Linked DNA regions of Homo sapiens: region 1 is linked to region 2. Evidence: read pairs that join two places in POLR2A ChIA-PET (ENCODE). Cell type or tissue: MCF 10A. All regions are shown on one strand. Links, peaks and the distances in the headings refer to the core of each region. The heading gives the core; the rest is flanking DNA. Region 1 has its middle 8.8 kb from the start of AHNAK. Region 2 holds the start of B3GAT3 (beta-1,3-glucuronyltransferase 3).

Region 1 (7,191 bases), core at 1,017-5,016, 66 kb after region 2:
ATGCAAGGGTTGTAGTTTCTTTTTCTTTTTTTTTCTTTTTTTTTTTCAGACAAGGTCTGGCTCTGTTGCCCAGGCTGGAGTGTAGTGGTGCAGTCTCAGCTCAACCTCTGTCTCCCAGGCTCAAGCCATCCTCCCACCTTAGCCTCCTGAGTAGCTGGGACTATAGGTGTGCACCACCACGCCCGGCTAATTTTCGTGGTGGGTTTTTTTTTTTTTTTTTGTAGAGGTAGGGTTTCGCCACATTGCCGAGGCTGTTCTCAAACTCCTGACCTCCAGCGGTCGTCCCGCCTTGGTCTCCCAAAGTGGTGGGATTGCAGGCATGCATCACCATGCCTGCCCTAGGGCTGTGGTTCAAATGCCTCAAACCTGCAGGACAAGGCACAGACTACTCAGAACAGACACTGGCCTGGCCCATTGGCCCATTCCTGGCTGTGTTATCAGTCTGGTGGTGGTATCCCTGATTTCTAACGGGAAGCATAGGGATTTACAGATTTCACTAACTTGACTGTGATCACACATTTTAAGTGGTAGAGGCAGAGTTTTGAACCCAGTGGGTGTCACTTTTTTTTTTTAATTTAAAATTTTTTTGGTAGAACTGGGTCAGGAAAATGTTTTAAATTTTATTTATTTGAGAGCTGGGGTTCTTGCTATGTTGCTAAGGCTGGAGTGCAGTGGCTGGCTGTACAAAGGCTCAATCGTGCTATAGTTTTTTTTTTTCTTTGAGACGGGAGTCTCGCTCTGTCGCCCAGGATGGAGTACAGTGGTGCGATCTTGGCTCCACTGCAAGCTCCGCCTCCCGGGTTAACGCCATTTTCCTGCCTCAGCCTCCTGAGTAGCTGGGACTACAGGCACCCGCCACCGCGCTAGGCTAATTTTTTGTATTTTTAGTAGAGACGGGGTTTCACCGTGGTCTCGATCTCCTGACCTCGTGATCCGCCCACCTCGGCCTCCCAAAGCGCTGGGATTACAGGCGTGAGCCACCAATCGTGCTACAGTTTTGAAGTCCTGGCCTCAAGTGATCCTCCCACCTCAGCCCCCTTAGTAGGTGGGATTATAGGTGCATGCCATCACGCCTCACTTGGGTGTGACTTTTTTTTTTTTTTTTGAGACAGTTTCACTCTTGTTGCCCAGGCTGGAGTGCAATGGTGTGATCTCGGCTCACCACAACCTCCACCTCCTGAGTTCTGGTTCAAGCAGTTCTCCTGCCTCAGCCTCCTGAGTAGCTGGGATTACAGGCACGTGCACCATGCCCAGCTAATTTTTGTATTTTCAGTAGAGACGGGGTTTTATCATGTTGGCCAGGCTGGTCTCGAACTCCTGACCTCATGATTTGCCCACCTTGGCCTCCCAAAGTGTTTGGATTACAGGCGTGAGCCACCACGCCCAGTGGGTGTCACTTTGAAGCCTGTGTCCACACCCTGCTGCCTCCTAGAAGGTAGAGTAGTTGTAATTGTCAGCTAATATCCTGCTCAGGCCAAAGGTTACTATTTTTTCCCCTTTGAGCTTAATTTTTATTAATATCCTTTTCAGATTTTCTTGCTCTTCTGTCTTTTCCGAAGATCATTTAAGATCTTCCTGTAAATTTAACAGCTCAGGTGAAACTGGAAACCTCTAGATTGAGTCACATTTTGAGGCATATGCAGAAACGGTTGACTGCCTTTGGTCCCCAGCTTATGATTTTCTGTGTGGTTTTTTCATTCTGTTTCTTAGTCCAGGCACAGAAGAGGGCTCTTGGCTTGGATGGGGAAACCAGGTACATACAATGGGCTGGTAGTTGGGAGGGGATAGGGCTGTCATCTGCAGCTGAGCACTTTGACCTGCAGTTGGAGTGGGCAGAAAAGAGTTGTGGTTTAGAATCCATATGGGTGGAGATGGGCTGATGCTTGCTCAGACTGCTCCCTGGCTGCTCATCTTGAGCTGGGTCCAAACTTGATAACCTTTCTTCTGAGCCTCCTGAGCTCTTGTTAGCTAGGATCTGAAAATGCTAGGTGCAGCTGGTGCATTGACATGTTCCTGTAGTCTTGGCTACTTGGGTGGGGGGATGGCTGAGGCCAGGAGTTGGAGGCCTTAGTAGTGCTTGCCATGATTGCAACTGAAAGTGCTAGATGCAGGCTTGGGGCGTGCCTTTTAGCTTGTTGCTGGGGCCTCACTGAAGCTGTCAGACTCTTCCCAAATTCTGTTTCAAATCACACCTCCTTCTGTGGTTGTGGGACCTTCACCACCTTCCTGGTGTTTGCTTACCGTAACCTCCTGTGGCTGAAGCCTCAGGCAGGAGGGACCAAGTTGGAAGAGTAGTTTAGGTTTTAGAGGGCTGCTTGAAAGGCTCAGGAGGGAAGCCCAACTGTGAAGTGGGTCGGGGGTTCTGGGTGGGCCATGGGCAGCAGCGGGCCTGGCAGCCCACATGGACTAGGTGGTCTGCGCTGGGGCAGAGACCCCTACCTCAGCCTTCCTCTGCCTGCAGGAAGAGTGAGTCATCTGCACATCCTGCCTCCAGCCCTCGCCACGCGGTGCAGAGTAAGGGTGGCCAGGTTGTTGTTTGAAGCAGTGCTTGCACTTGGGCTAGGGCCAGTACCCACAAGCAGGAGGAGGAGCCTCAAGACGAGAGGGTTGTGGCCCCAGGAAGGCTGGGCCGTTGGCCTCTAGATGGGGGTGGGATGCAAGGGCTTCTCTGCTGTGGTGGGTAGGGGAGAGGTTAACAGTGGAAGTTTCTAACGGCAGATGTGAGGCAGGAAAGGGGAAGCACATCTGGAGTTCTTTCTGTCCCCCGCCCTGCCCCAGGGAGGCCTGAGTCACTGCAGCAAGGGCTCTTGCCCTTCCCATCCCCGCTGGGCTCTCCATGGCTTGCTGGATCCTTCCTTTTCCTTGCTTTTGCTGTGGGCAGCCAATCAGAGCCTGCGCCTGTGGATGTCTGTGGTTGCTGGGCAGTTTTCTCTTGGTGCTAGGGAGTCTCATGCCACCCAAACACCACATAGAGCTGGCGACCCGACTCCATGGTCCAGCACATGGCACAGAGACTGGGGTGAGGAGCAGAAAGGGAAGGGGGTGTTTGAATGGATCAGGGGCTGAGGGCAGGGCATGATCTTAGAAAACTAGGGTAGAATGAGGGAAGGGGGAGGCTCTTTTATCCACTTACTGGGCAAAATCTCAGAACCTCCACAGAGGGAGGGTGAGAGAAACTGGAGAAGGGGTCGGGGCTCAGGGCTGCAGTTGACTCAGATAAAATCTTTACAGAGCCTGGAGTGTGAATGGGAGGGGCTGAGAGAGACTTGGTTAGTTTGTAGATAAACCAGTAGATACTGGTTATAAGCAGCTATTTATCTTAGCTTTTTTGGCACTTCTGCTTAAGTCACTTATTAAAAAGTTAAAAACCTTTAAAGTTCTTCCAAGAAAGACTTATATTGTTTCCTTTTTTTCGTGCCCTGCTTTGAGCTGGAGCTGGACAGCTGCTGCTCTCACTGGGTCGGACCCATCCCACCAGCTGCCCACATGCCCCAAATGTGCCACTTCCCCTTTTGAAAGGTGGGGGAAGCCTAGAATGTTGAAGGGAGGGGAATGAAGTGCTTTGGAGGCTCCACCCAGTCATTTCTGAAATTAATACTGTGGTTTTCATGGCAACGGGCACTCTTTGTTGTCAACTCAGAACTTTCCCTCCACACATCAAATGGATTTTTCTGGGTGCTGTAGCTTCCCCAGCTCCTCCAACCAGTGTACCTATAGGGCACTGCAGGGCACTGACTTTCCCCACTTGCTGTGTTCCTGTGTTTTTGTTTTTTTTTTTCGAGACAGAGTCTCTCTTTGTTGGCCAGGCTGGAGGGGCAGTGGCATGATCTCGGCTCACTGCAGCCTCTGTCTCCCGGGCTCAGGCAATTCTCCCACCTCAGCCTCCCAAGTAGCTGGGATTACAGGTGTGTGCCACCATGCCTGTTAATTTTTTTTTGTATTTTTAGCAGAGATGGGGTTTCACCATGTTAGCCAGGCTGGACTCGAACTCCTGACCTCAGGTAATCCACCCGCCTTGGCCTCCCAAAGTGCTGGGATTACAGGCGTGAGCCACCGTGCCTGGCCTGCTCCTGTATGTTTGAATGTGATTCTGGGGTTCCCACCCCGTTCTCTTCCTCTAGTGCTGTGGAGCTCACATTGGTGCTCCTGAAAGGTTACAGAAACTGCCACCTGTTCCTGTCTGTTTGCTCCAGTCAGGCTGGCATGGCTCCCAGAGCAGGCTGTTGTTTTACTCCAGGGGAATTACTGGGGTGTCCCAGTGCCTCAGCACCCAAGGGATGGGTGGAGTAGGGTATGGTGGGGGGTGCTGGAGGGCAGCACTGCCATCAGTTGCATCTCCCATTAGAGGGAGAATACCTTGGGCTGGTGGTACTGGCTCAGTGGTGATGTCCTGGCGACCCCGTCTCAATGTTCCTGGGCTCTCTTCACTCCCCTAGGCCCCTCCCTTCTCCACCCCTCTTTGTTTTCTTGATTTCCTCAGGATTTTGAGGCAAGCCTATTGAATGGGCGATGTGCAGATCATTGGGGCAGATGGTCAGTTAGGGTTTGGGGCTATTTCTGATAGGATCTCCCATGGAATGTGCCTCCACTCCCAGCTGCCCCCTCCCCTCTGCAGCAGGAACAGCTGTCATGTGAAGGCCTCTCTGCTGGCTCAGCCCTTTTGCAATCATCTGGCGGGCTCTGCTGGGATGGGGTGGATGGTGAAGATGGGCAGAGCCAAGGGGTGAAGGAGGGAATGTGGTAGGGCAGGGGGAGCTGTCAGAGGGTAAGGAGGGCTCTAGAGTTCAGGGCTGAGGGAAGAAGGGCTGCCAAGGTCAGGCAGGAGGGGTGGAAGCTGCTGAGCAGGCCAGGGAGGTGGAATGATGAGCTTACGGTACCCATCCTGGGAGACTTTCAAGGTGGAAGGATAGTTGGTTATAGCGGGAACCCAGGCAGTCATCCTTCAGGGAGATCCGCATTTCCCCTGACTCACAGGGGACCCAAGGGGTGCTTTCCGGCTCTTCTTCCATGTGGGACCTGAGTCACCAAGATGCCTAGGGTGTTGGCTGCCCTATGGTGGCAGGTCCTGTGCCCAGCCCTGCCCTACCCTACCCACTCTTACTGTTAGGACAGGGGTTAGCAAACACGCCCCTTTTATCCCACTCTTCAATAGTAATTACCCATCTCTTTGACTCAGACATACAGAATGTACCTCTTGCAGGGACTGCCAGAGACCGTCTCTAATAACCCGTTATTTTACCAGTGGGGAAACTGGAGCCCAGAGAGTTGAAGTGACTTATCAAGGGTGCATCCGAGCTTTTCCACAATCCTTGCAGTCACTCACTGAGTCACTTCTGCTCCAAAGCTGAGCAGGAGGATGCTGCCCTCAAATGCTGAGGGATAAGGGTGGTGGACACAGCATACCAAGTGTGGAGGGGCAGGGAGAGCGAGGCATCTAAAGGCTTCCTGCACCCGTAGCTTGGTAAGGGTAGCTTGGTAAGGAGCGTGGAAGTGGAGCCAGCCCTGGGGCCAGGGTCAGATGTAGCGATCCAAGTCCTGGGGCGGGCACAGGGCACGGAGTGTAACAGAGGCGGGACTTCGAGTGACAGGAACCTCAACTATGTGGTGACTCAGGCTCTGGGCAGCCTAGGCCCTTCCTTCCCTGCTCAGCCTGATCTCCTTCAACTGGACTTAGGGAACTGTAAGCAGAGGAGAGAGGGAAACCCAGGCTGGTCTCTCTTTCCCCAGGAAGCTGGGGGAAAGGCAGAGGAAGTTGGAAAGGACAGGAGAAAAGCAGATTCCAAGAAAGGGGTGAGGAGGTGGTGTTCCCCGCTTCCTCAGCCCCTCCCTCCCTGCTCCCCACTGGGGAGGGGAGCTGGCTGGGGCGTTGGCTGCTCCGTTTACTCCAACTCCCTCCCTCGGCTCCTGTTTACAACTCAGCCCGCCCAGTCCTTAGCTCAGTGCTGAGCTCTTCTGTTTTCTCTCTCTCCCTCCCTCCTTCCTTCACAGCCTCATGTCTTGTCGCTTCTTTTCCTTAATCTCAGGTCTGCATCTCCTCTTATTGCCCCACAGCATTCCCACACCCCTAACTCTGCCTGAAATCCAGCCATGACCCATCGTGTCCACCTGCCCCACTCTCCCTGCCCAATTTCTTTCCCTTCCACCTGCCTGGACAGTCTTTCTTTGCCTTCTTTCCTCCCAGACGGTACTCTGGAGACAGCCTCATGTCTCTTGTTCTCTAACCAGCTTTAACTTGGGTTCTGGTTGGGCTTGAAGATTTCATTAGGACTGAGTGTAATTGGAGAGTTTCTGTGTATCAAAGCTCTCTGATCTAAGAAATTCAGGAACTCCTTATTTGAAGCTTGAAGTTTAAATACAGGCTGGGATTTGAATTGAGCTGGGGAAGGATGATTTTACTTGGCTTTATATTTTCGGCTAGGGTTAAGGGTTTGGGGCTTGAGAATTGCTTAGGAAATAATGTTTGGATTCCAGAATCACCAGATAGATTTGCTTTTGGGGGGTGGGGTGGACAATGACAGATTAGGAAGTGACGGAAGTGAATGGAGAAGGGCCTGTTTGGCAGGGATGCTAATCCCTGGGCTGGTGTGTGTATGGGGTGGAGGCGGGGTCTGGGAGATCCCAGATGGTGCTAAGAAGGGTTAACAGTCATTTCTTTGCTGCTGCTGCTGCTTTTTTTTTTTTTTTTTTTGAGACAGAGTTTTGCTCTTCTTGCCCATGCTGGAGTGCAATGGCGCAATCTCGGCTCACTGTAACCTCCGCCTCTCAGGTTCAAGCAATTCTTCTGCCTCAGCCTCCCGAGTAGCTGGGATTACAGGCGTGCACCACCACGTCCGGCTAATTTTGTATTTTTTGTAGAGACGGGGTTTCACCAGGTTGGTCAGGCTGGTCTCGAGCTGCTGACCTCAAGTGATCCACCCGCCTTGGCCTCCCAAAGTGCTGGGATTACAGGCGTGAGCCACCAGGCACAGCCCATTTTTCTGCTTCTAAGAATATCATGCAAAAGAACCTTCATGGGGGGAAAAGTCTGCTTCTAAAGAGACTGCAAACAGACCACACACTTCATTTGCCTTCTGGGATCAGAAACTGAGATTACCCTTTGAGCAGTCAACCTCTTTTCTTCCTTGTAACATGCTGATTTCAGAAAAGGGGACTGTGGAGAGAAGGGAGGGGAAGGGGAATCCCCTGGCCAGG
Region 2 (7,191 bases), core at 998-4,997:
CATCCTTTTCCCTCTCATTCTACCCTTTTCCTCTCCCCGATTCCTTGTAGAGCTGCTGCAATTCTTAGAGGGGCAGTTCTACCTCCTCTGTCCCTCGGCAGAAAGACGTTTCCACACCTCTTAGGGGATGCGCATTAAACTTCTTTTGCCCCCTTCTTGTCCCCTTTGAGGGGCACTTAAGATGGAGAAATCAGTTGTGGTTTCAGTGAATCATGGTCACCTGTATTTATTGCTAGGAGAAGCCTGAGGGTGGGGGGAGATGATCATGTGTGCTCGGGGTTGGCTGGAAGCCCTGGGTGGGGGGTTGGGGGAGGACTAATGGGGAGTCGGGGAATATTTGTGGGTATTTTTTTTACTTCCTCTTGGTTCCCAGCTGTGACACGTTTTGATCAAAGGAGAAACAATAAAGGGATAAACCATAAATAACTGGTGGTAGTCTGGATTCTAGTTCTAGCCTGAGCCACAGACCCTAGAAGCCTAGAGACCTTACATTTGCTTTCCTTTTTTTTTCTTTTTTGAGACTGAGTCTCACTCTGTTGCCCAGGCTGGAATGCAATGGCATGATCTGGGCTCATTGCAACCTCTGCCTCCCAGGTTCAAGCAGTTCTCGTGCCTCAACCTCCCGAGTCGCTGGGACTACAGGCATGCGCCACCATGCCCAGCTAATTTTTGTATTTTTATTAGAGATGGGGTTTCACCATGTTGGCCAGGCTGGTCTGGAACTCCTGACCTCAGGTGATCCGCCTGCCTCGGCCTCCCAAAGTGCTGGAATTAAAGGAGTGAGCCACTGCGCCCTGGGTCTTTTTTTTTTTTTTTTTTTTTTTGAGACAGAGTGTCGCCAGGCTGGAGTACAGTGTGTGATCCTGGCTCGTTGCAACCTCTGCCTCCTGGGTTCAGGCAGTTCTCCCACCTCAGCCTCCTTAATAGCTGGGATTACGGGCACCTGCGACCATGGCCAGCTTCATTTTTGTATTTTTAGTAGAGATGGGGTTTCGCCATGTTAGCCATGCTGATCTTGAACTCCTGACCTCAGGTGATCTGCCCGCCTTGGCCTCCCAAAGTGCTGGGATTACAGGCGTGAGGCACCATGCCTGGCCATGGGCCTTACATTTTCATTTGGCTTCAGCATAAGCATCCTTTTTGGGTTTTTTTTTTTTTTTTTTGAGATGGAGTCTCACTGTTGCCCAGGCTGGAGTGCAATGGTGTGATCTCGGCTCACTACAACCTCTGCCTCCCAGGTTCAAGCGATTCTCTTGCCTCAGCCCCCAAGTAGCTAGGACTACAGGCACCTGCTACCACGTCTGGCTGATTTTTGTATCTTTAGTAGAGATGGGGTTTCACCATGTTGTCTCGAACTCCTGGCCTCAAGTGATCCACCTGCCTCGGCCTTCCAAAGTGCTGGGATTACAGGGATGAGCCACTGTTCCCGGCCAGCATGAGCATCCTTGATTTCAGCAAAATGAGCAAGTGCAAGCCTTCCTTGGGTTGCTAGATATTTTCGTAGAAGAGCCCAGCAAGATCATCACATTTTAGTAGGCCTAGTTAGTAAGTGGTGATCAGAGCCAATGGAGTCCCTCTTGGATAGAAATAGCCATAAGGTCAGATAGCTGTTTCTCAAACTAAACTTTTGGAGGATGTCGGGGGTTGAGGAGACATAGTTTCGCTCTATTGCTCAGGCTGGAGTGCGGGGAGTGCTGTGGTATGATCCTGGCTCATTGCAGCCTTGACCTCCCAGGCTTCTAAAGTTCTGGGATTACAGGCATCGATCACTGTGCCCAACCTAGAGGCTTCTGCTTGTAGCTAACAGCACTTTTGTTTTTGTTTTTGTTTTTGAGACGGAGTCTCCCTCAGTCGCCCAGGCTGGAGTGCAGTGGTGCGATCTCGGCTCTTGGCAAGCTCTGCTTCCCGGGTTCACGCCATTCTCCTGCCTCAGCCTCCTGAGTAGCTGGGACTGCAGGCGCCCGCCACTACACCCTGCTAATTTTTTTGTGTTTTTTAGTAGAGACGGGGTTTCACCGTGTTAGCCAGGATGGTCTCGATCTCCTGACCTCGTGATCCGCCTGTCTCGGCCTCCCAAAGTGCTGGGATTACAGGCGTGAGCCACCGCGCCCAGCTGCTAACAGCACTTTTTAAAGTTTCCCATTGTTTTAGTGACAGGAAGTATACTGTTCCCCCTTCCCCTCATTTTGTAGACTGACCACAAGTCAGAGATTATTTTACCAGAAACTTTTTTTGGGGGGTTATTTTTTTTTTGAGACGGTCTCACCCAGTCACCCAAGCTGGAGTGCAGTGGCATGATCACGGCTCACCACAGCCTCAGCCTCCCATGTCAGCCTCCCAAGTAGCTGGGACTGTAGGCCCGCGCCATCACACCCAGCTAATTTTTGTGTTTTTTTTGTAGAGACGGGGTTTTGCCTTGTTGCCCAGGCTGATCTGAAACTCCTGGGCTTCTAAAGTGCCAGGATTACAGGCATGAGCCACTGGGCCGGGCCCTTTTTTTTTTTTTTAAAGGAAAAATGAGAAGGATGGCTTGTGCTTGTGAGGAGGAAGGGGATGCATTCATGGAATTCCCCAGCTCAGGAACTATTTCCAATCAATTTCCTGGTAGTTAAAACACTTCCTTGGCACCCCTGTTGTCATCTGTTGAAGAAATGTGGGCCAGAGGACACACTAGAGATGCTGGAATCGGGTGTCCAGAAAGGACACAAAACTGCCCTGTGGCAATGACATAATTTTTGTCAACTTTGGTTTCTTATCTATCTCAAAGTATTATAGTGAGGATTCCAGGAGAGACACCCAGAGGATCATGTGGTGGGCCTTAGATTTCATTCGTGTAATAAGTATTGAGCAACAGCTATTGGGTGGCGTGACTGACTGGATGGATGAATAAGGTGAAGATCTGGGCGCCAGGACTGGCTTTCTCAGGCAATTCCGTGATGAGGGGGCGGGTCTCGAGGTAGGTACCACGTGCACCTACTCGAGATTCTGCACCTACCCGGGGTTTTGACTGCCGGCCACGCGAGTTTGGCACGCCGGATGTGACGTCACCACCCGGTGGTTCCCGGAACCTGGCGGTGGGACCGGAAATCAAGTCTACAAGGCGGGGGGGTGCACAGATGACCGGAAGCGTGCCCTGGCGGCGCTGCCAGCCCCAGCTGGGAGCTGGTAGGGGAGTGCGAGGAAGGCGGGACGCAGGGCGGAGCCGCTGCAGGGGCGGGGCCTGCGGACAGGAGCCGGGGTTTGGGGCGGGAACCCCTCGTCCCCTGCAGACCCCGCCTGCTCGGGCGCGGGCGGCGGCGCGGCCATGAAGCTGAAGCTGAAGAACGTGTTTCTCGCCTACTTCCTGGTGTCGATCGCCGGCCTCCTCTACGCGCTGGTACAGCTCGGTGAGCGGGGCGGGGCGGGGGTGCGGCGGGCTGGCCCGAGGGCGCCCGCCGCCGTGCATCCCGCCCTGGGGATGAACCCCCGGCAAACACCATTCATCCGCTCGGCCCTCCGGACAGCTCTGCGGCCTCAGGCGCACTGCCCTCTATAGAACGCACCGCGGCTACCCGCCGCACCTCGGATGAAATCCAGACTCCTTCCCAGAGCCTGCAAGGCCCCGCATGATCCTGCTGCCGTCCGCCTCTCCCAACCCCATTTCCACCCCTCTCCCTCGCTCTGCTGCAGCCAGACTGGCTTGCTGACAGTTTCTCGAAAACCCCACGCTCATTACTCTCTCAAGCACTTAACTTGTTCCCTCTGCTTGGGGTGCTTTGCTTCCAGCGTTTCCCGGGCTGCCTCTTTCTCATCCTTCAGGTCTTAGCTCAAATGTCACCTCCTCAGAGAGGCCTTCCCTGACCACCATAGCTAAAGTTACCATTCTTAATTCCATTCCCTTTTATTCTCTATCCTGATTATTTTCTTCATGGCCCCATCACAGTTTGTAATAATGTTATTAATTTGTTTCTTTGCTTAGTGTCTGCTTCCTCCACTAAACAGAAAGCTCGATGAGGGCAGGGACTGTGTCTGTTTTGTTCCCTGCTGTATCCCCAGCACCTAAGGCAGTGCCTCCTAGGAAGAGTATTCAATAAATATTTATCCTACGATGGAATCAATGAATTTAACAATGAGTCTTTGGTCACCTAGCCAAGGGAATGGATCGAACCCTGCCCCTTATGCAAAGATTTAGGGACAGTGCCACTGCGTTATCCTCAGGTATTTGAAAGACTGTCCAAAAGGGGTTCCATAGTGTAATGGTTAGTTGGCACCTTGGACTCTGAAAAGACTGTCCTGTTTAAGGACATGAGCTTGTTAGAAGCCCAGAAGGCAAAATTAGGACCAGCAGGTAGAAAAGATGGAATCAGCTCAATATCCAACATAAAATTGTAACAATGGAATTTATTAAAGTTGGAGAGGGTCTGCTGCTTGAGGCAGTGAGTTTCCCACACGAGAGGTATAGAAAAGGCTACTAGGGAAGTCATAAGGTGATACCTGCATTGGTTAGGAATTAATGAGACGATTACGGCCCTTTGGGATGCTGAACATTCTGCGGTTCTCTGTCCCCACCTTCTTTCCCCATTAATGCTTCCTGGGACCAGGCCAGCCATGTGACTGCCTTCCTCCCCTGCGGGCAGCAGCCGAGCAGCTACGGCAGAAGGATCTGAGGATTTCCCAGCTGCAAGCGGAACTCCGACGGCCACCCCCTGCCCCTGCCCAGCCCCCTGAACCCGAGGCCCTGCCTACTATCTATGTTGTTACCCCCACCTATGCCAGGTATGGGCTCTGGTGCACTCAAGAGGTCTGCGTTGTCCAAGAAGTTGGAGTTGATGATGAGGAGTTTGGGGAGGCACTGGGCTAGGAGTTGTTCCTCAAACTAGAGCATGCCAAAGACAGGATAAATGAACCACATTTATACTCAAATATTTGTGGGAAAATAGTTCTTTTTCAGGCTGGGTGTGGTGGCTCACGCCTGTAATCCCAGCACTTTGGGAGGCCGAGGCGGGTGGATCACCTGAGGTCAGGAGTTCGAGACCAGCCTGGCCAACATGGCAAAACCCCGTCTCTACTAAAAATACAAAATTAGCCAGGCGTGGTGGCGCATGCCTATAATCCCAGCTACTGGGGAGGCTGAGGCAGGAGAATCCCTTGAACCTGAGAGGCGGAGGTTGCAGTGAGCTGAGAGTGCGCTATTGCACTCCAGCCTGGGCAACAAGAGTGAAACTCCATCTCAAAAACAAAACAAAACAAAAGAAAAAAGAAAAAAAATAGTTCTTTTTCTAGAAGGAAAATACAAAATTTCTACCAAATTATAAGATAGAACAATAACATTTCAAAGAAATTTTGAGCTTGGCAGTGAATTAACTCTCTCTCCTTAGGGACCGTTTGGCAAGAAAGTTAAAACCCCCTGATTAAAGTTGAAAGGGCTTGTCTGGGCGCAGTGGCTCACGCCTGTAATCCCAGCACTTTGGGAGCCCGAGGCTGGCGGATCGCCTGAGCTCAGGAGTTTGAGACCAGCCTGGGCAACATGGTGAAACTCTTGTCTCTGAAAAAAAAAAAAAAAAAAAAAAAAAGTTAGCTAGGCGTGATGGTGCATGCCTGTAATCTCAGCTACTCTGGAGGCTGAGGTGGGAAGATTGCTTGATCCTGGGCGGCGGAGGTTGCAGTGAGTGGAGATCATGCAGCCTGGGCGACAGAGAGAGCCCATTTCAAAAAAAAAAAAGTTGAAAGTGCTTGGCCTGATAGTCATACTAGGGTCCAGAAATAGTTATACCAGCTGTTACTTACAGTGTGTTTACTCTCTAGCAGGCACTGTATTTAGTGATTTACATTTGCTTTTGTTTTAAATCAAATGTAATTGGTTTTACTAATAAAACCAATTGGGGAATGTGGTTTTGGATCTGTAGCCATAAGGGTGTTAATACATCTTCTGGGAATCAGATGGCTGTCCCATTCACGCATAGGAAGCTCTAGACCCCACCTGCGACATGCACACACAACCAGCCCTGGGACAGGCAGGTAGATCTGAAGGATAAAGAAGTACAGAAGAGGCCAAGCCCCACGTTCCACATTCCTGGTTTGTTCCTTTTTTTTTTTTCTTCCCCCCGCCTCCCCGCAACACCGAGATGGAGTCTTGCTCTGTTGCCCAGGCTGGAGTGCAGTGGTGTGATCTTGGCTCACTGCAACCTCCACCTCCCGGGTTCAAGCGATTCTCCTGCCTCAGCCTCCCGAGTAGCTGGGATTACAGGCGTGCACCACCACACCAGGCTAATTTTTTTTTTTTTTTTCCCGAGATGGAGTCTCACTCTGTCGCCCAGGCTGGAGTGCAATGGCACGATCTCGGCTCACTGCAACCTCCACCTCCCGGATTGAAGCAATTCTCCTGCCTCAGCCCCCCGAGTAGCTGGGGTTACAAGCATGCGCCACCACACCCGGCTAATTTTTTGTATCTTTAGTAGAGATGGGGTTTCACCATGTTGGCCAGGCTGGTCTGGAACTCCTGACTTCGTGTTCCACCTGCTTCGGCCTCTCAAAGTGCTGGGATTACAGGTGTGAGCCACCATGCCTGGCCAGTAATTTTTTGTATTTTACTTTTGTATTTTTTTTTTTTTTGAGATGGAGTCTCGCTCTGTCATCTAGGCTGGGTGCAATGGCGTGATCTTGGCTCACTGCAAGCTCTGCCTCCCGGGTTCACGCCATTCTCCTGCCTCAGCCTCCCAAGTAGCTGGGACTACAGGTGCCCGCCACCACACCCAGCTAATTTTTTATATTTTTAGTAGAGATGGGGTTTCACCGTGTTAGCCAGGATGGTCTCGATCTCCTGACCTCATGATCCACCTGCCTCAGCTTCCCAAAGTGCTGGGATTACAGGTGTGAGCCACCATCCCCAGCTCTTATTTAATCTTTAAAACAACATTGTTATAAAGTACTGTTATTCCCATTTTACAGTTGAGGAAACTGAGGCTTAGGGAGATTGAGCCATTTTCCCAAATTGTCTCACATAATAAGTTACAAAACTGGATTTCAAACCCAGATCTACCTGATCCCAAAGCCTGTGCCCTTAATTTGTTTTTTTTTTTTTTTTTTTTTTTTTTTGAGACAGAGTTTCGCTCTTGTCGCTCAGGCTGGAGTGCAGTGGCACAATCTCGGCTCACTGCAACCTTCGCCTCCCGGGTTCAAGCGATTCTTCTGCCTCAGCCTCCCGAGTAGCTA

What was found. Peaks named below come from ENCODE experiments on the same cell type or tissue, not always from the same donor. Only the 100,000 strongest peaks of a DNase experiment are listed, where the experiment ranks them.
Region 1: POLR2A ChIA-PET joins it to region 2 with 15 read pairs; 13 of 35 experiments call an interaction of 5 or more read pairs at or near these places.

What each region holds. Positions count from the first base shown.
Region 1 is chr11:62,552,016-62,559,206 of GRCh38, reverse strand. No RefSeq gene overlaps it. Among named protein-coding and RNA genes, the nearest start is that of AHNAK, 8.8 kb to the right of the region's middle. RefSeq lists enhancers at 845-1,360, 2,175-2,334, 1,593-2,396, 2,365-2,504, 2,835-2,894 and 3 more and a silencer at 5,497-5,546. In MCF 10A, for the core only: no CTCF peak of the experiment used is centred there; DNase peaks (open chromatin) are centred at 2,576, 2,826 and 5,016.
Region 2 is chr11:62,618,061-62,625,251 of GRCh38, reverse strand. B3GAT3 (beta-1,3-glucuronyltransferase 3) reads left to right here and starts at 3,266. Exons shown (of 5, transcript NM_012200.4): 1 at 3,266-3,386; 2 at 4,581-4,755. The coding sequence starts at 3,305. GANAB (glucosidase II alpha subunit) reads left to right here. Exons shown (of 24, transcript NM_198334.3): 24 at 1-423. RefSeq lists silencers at 412-737, 3,142-3,551 and an enhancer at 3,420-4,013. In MCF 10A, for the core only: no CTCF peak of the experiment used is centred there; a DNase peak (open chromatin) is centred at 3,071.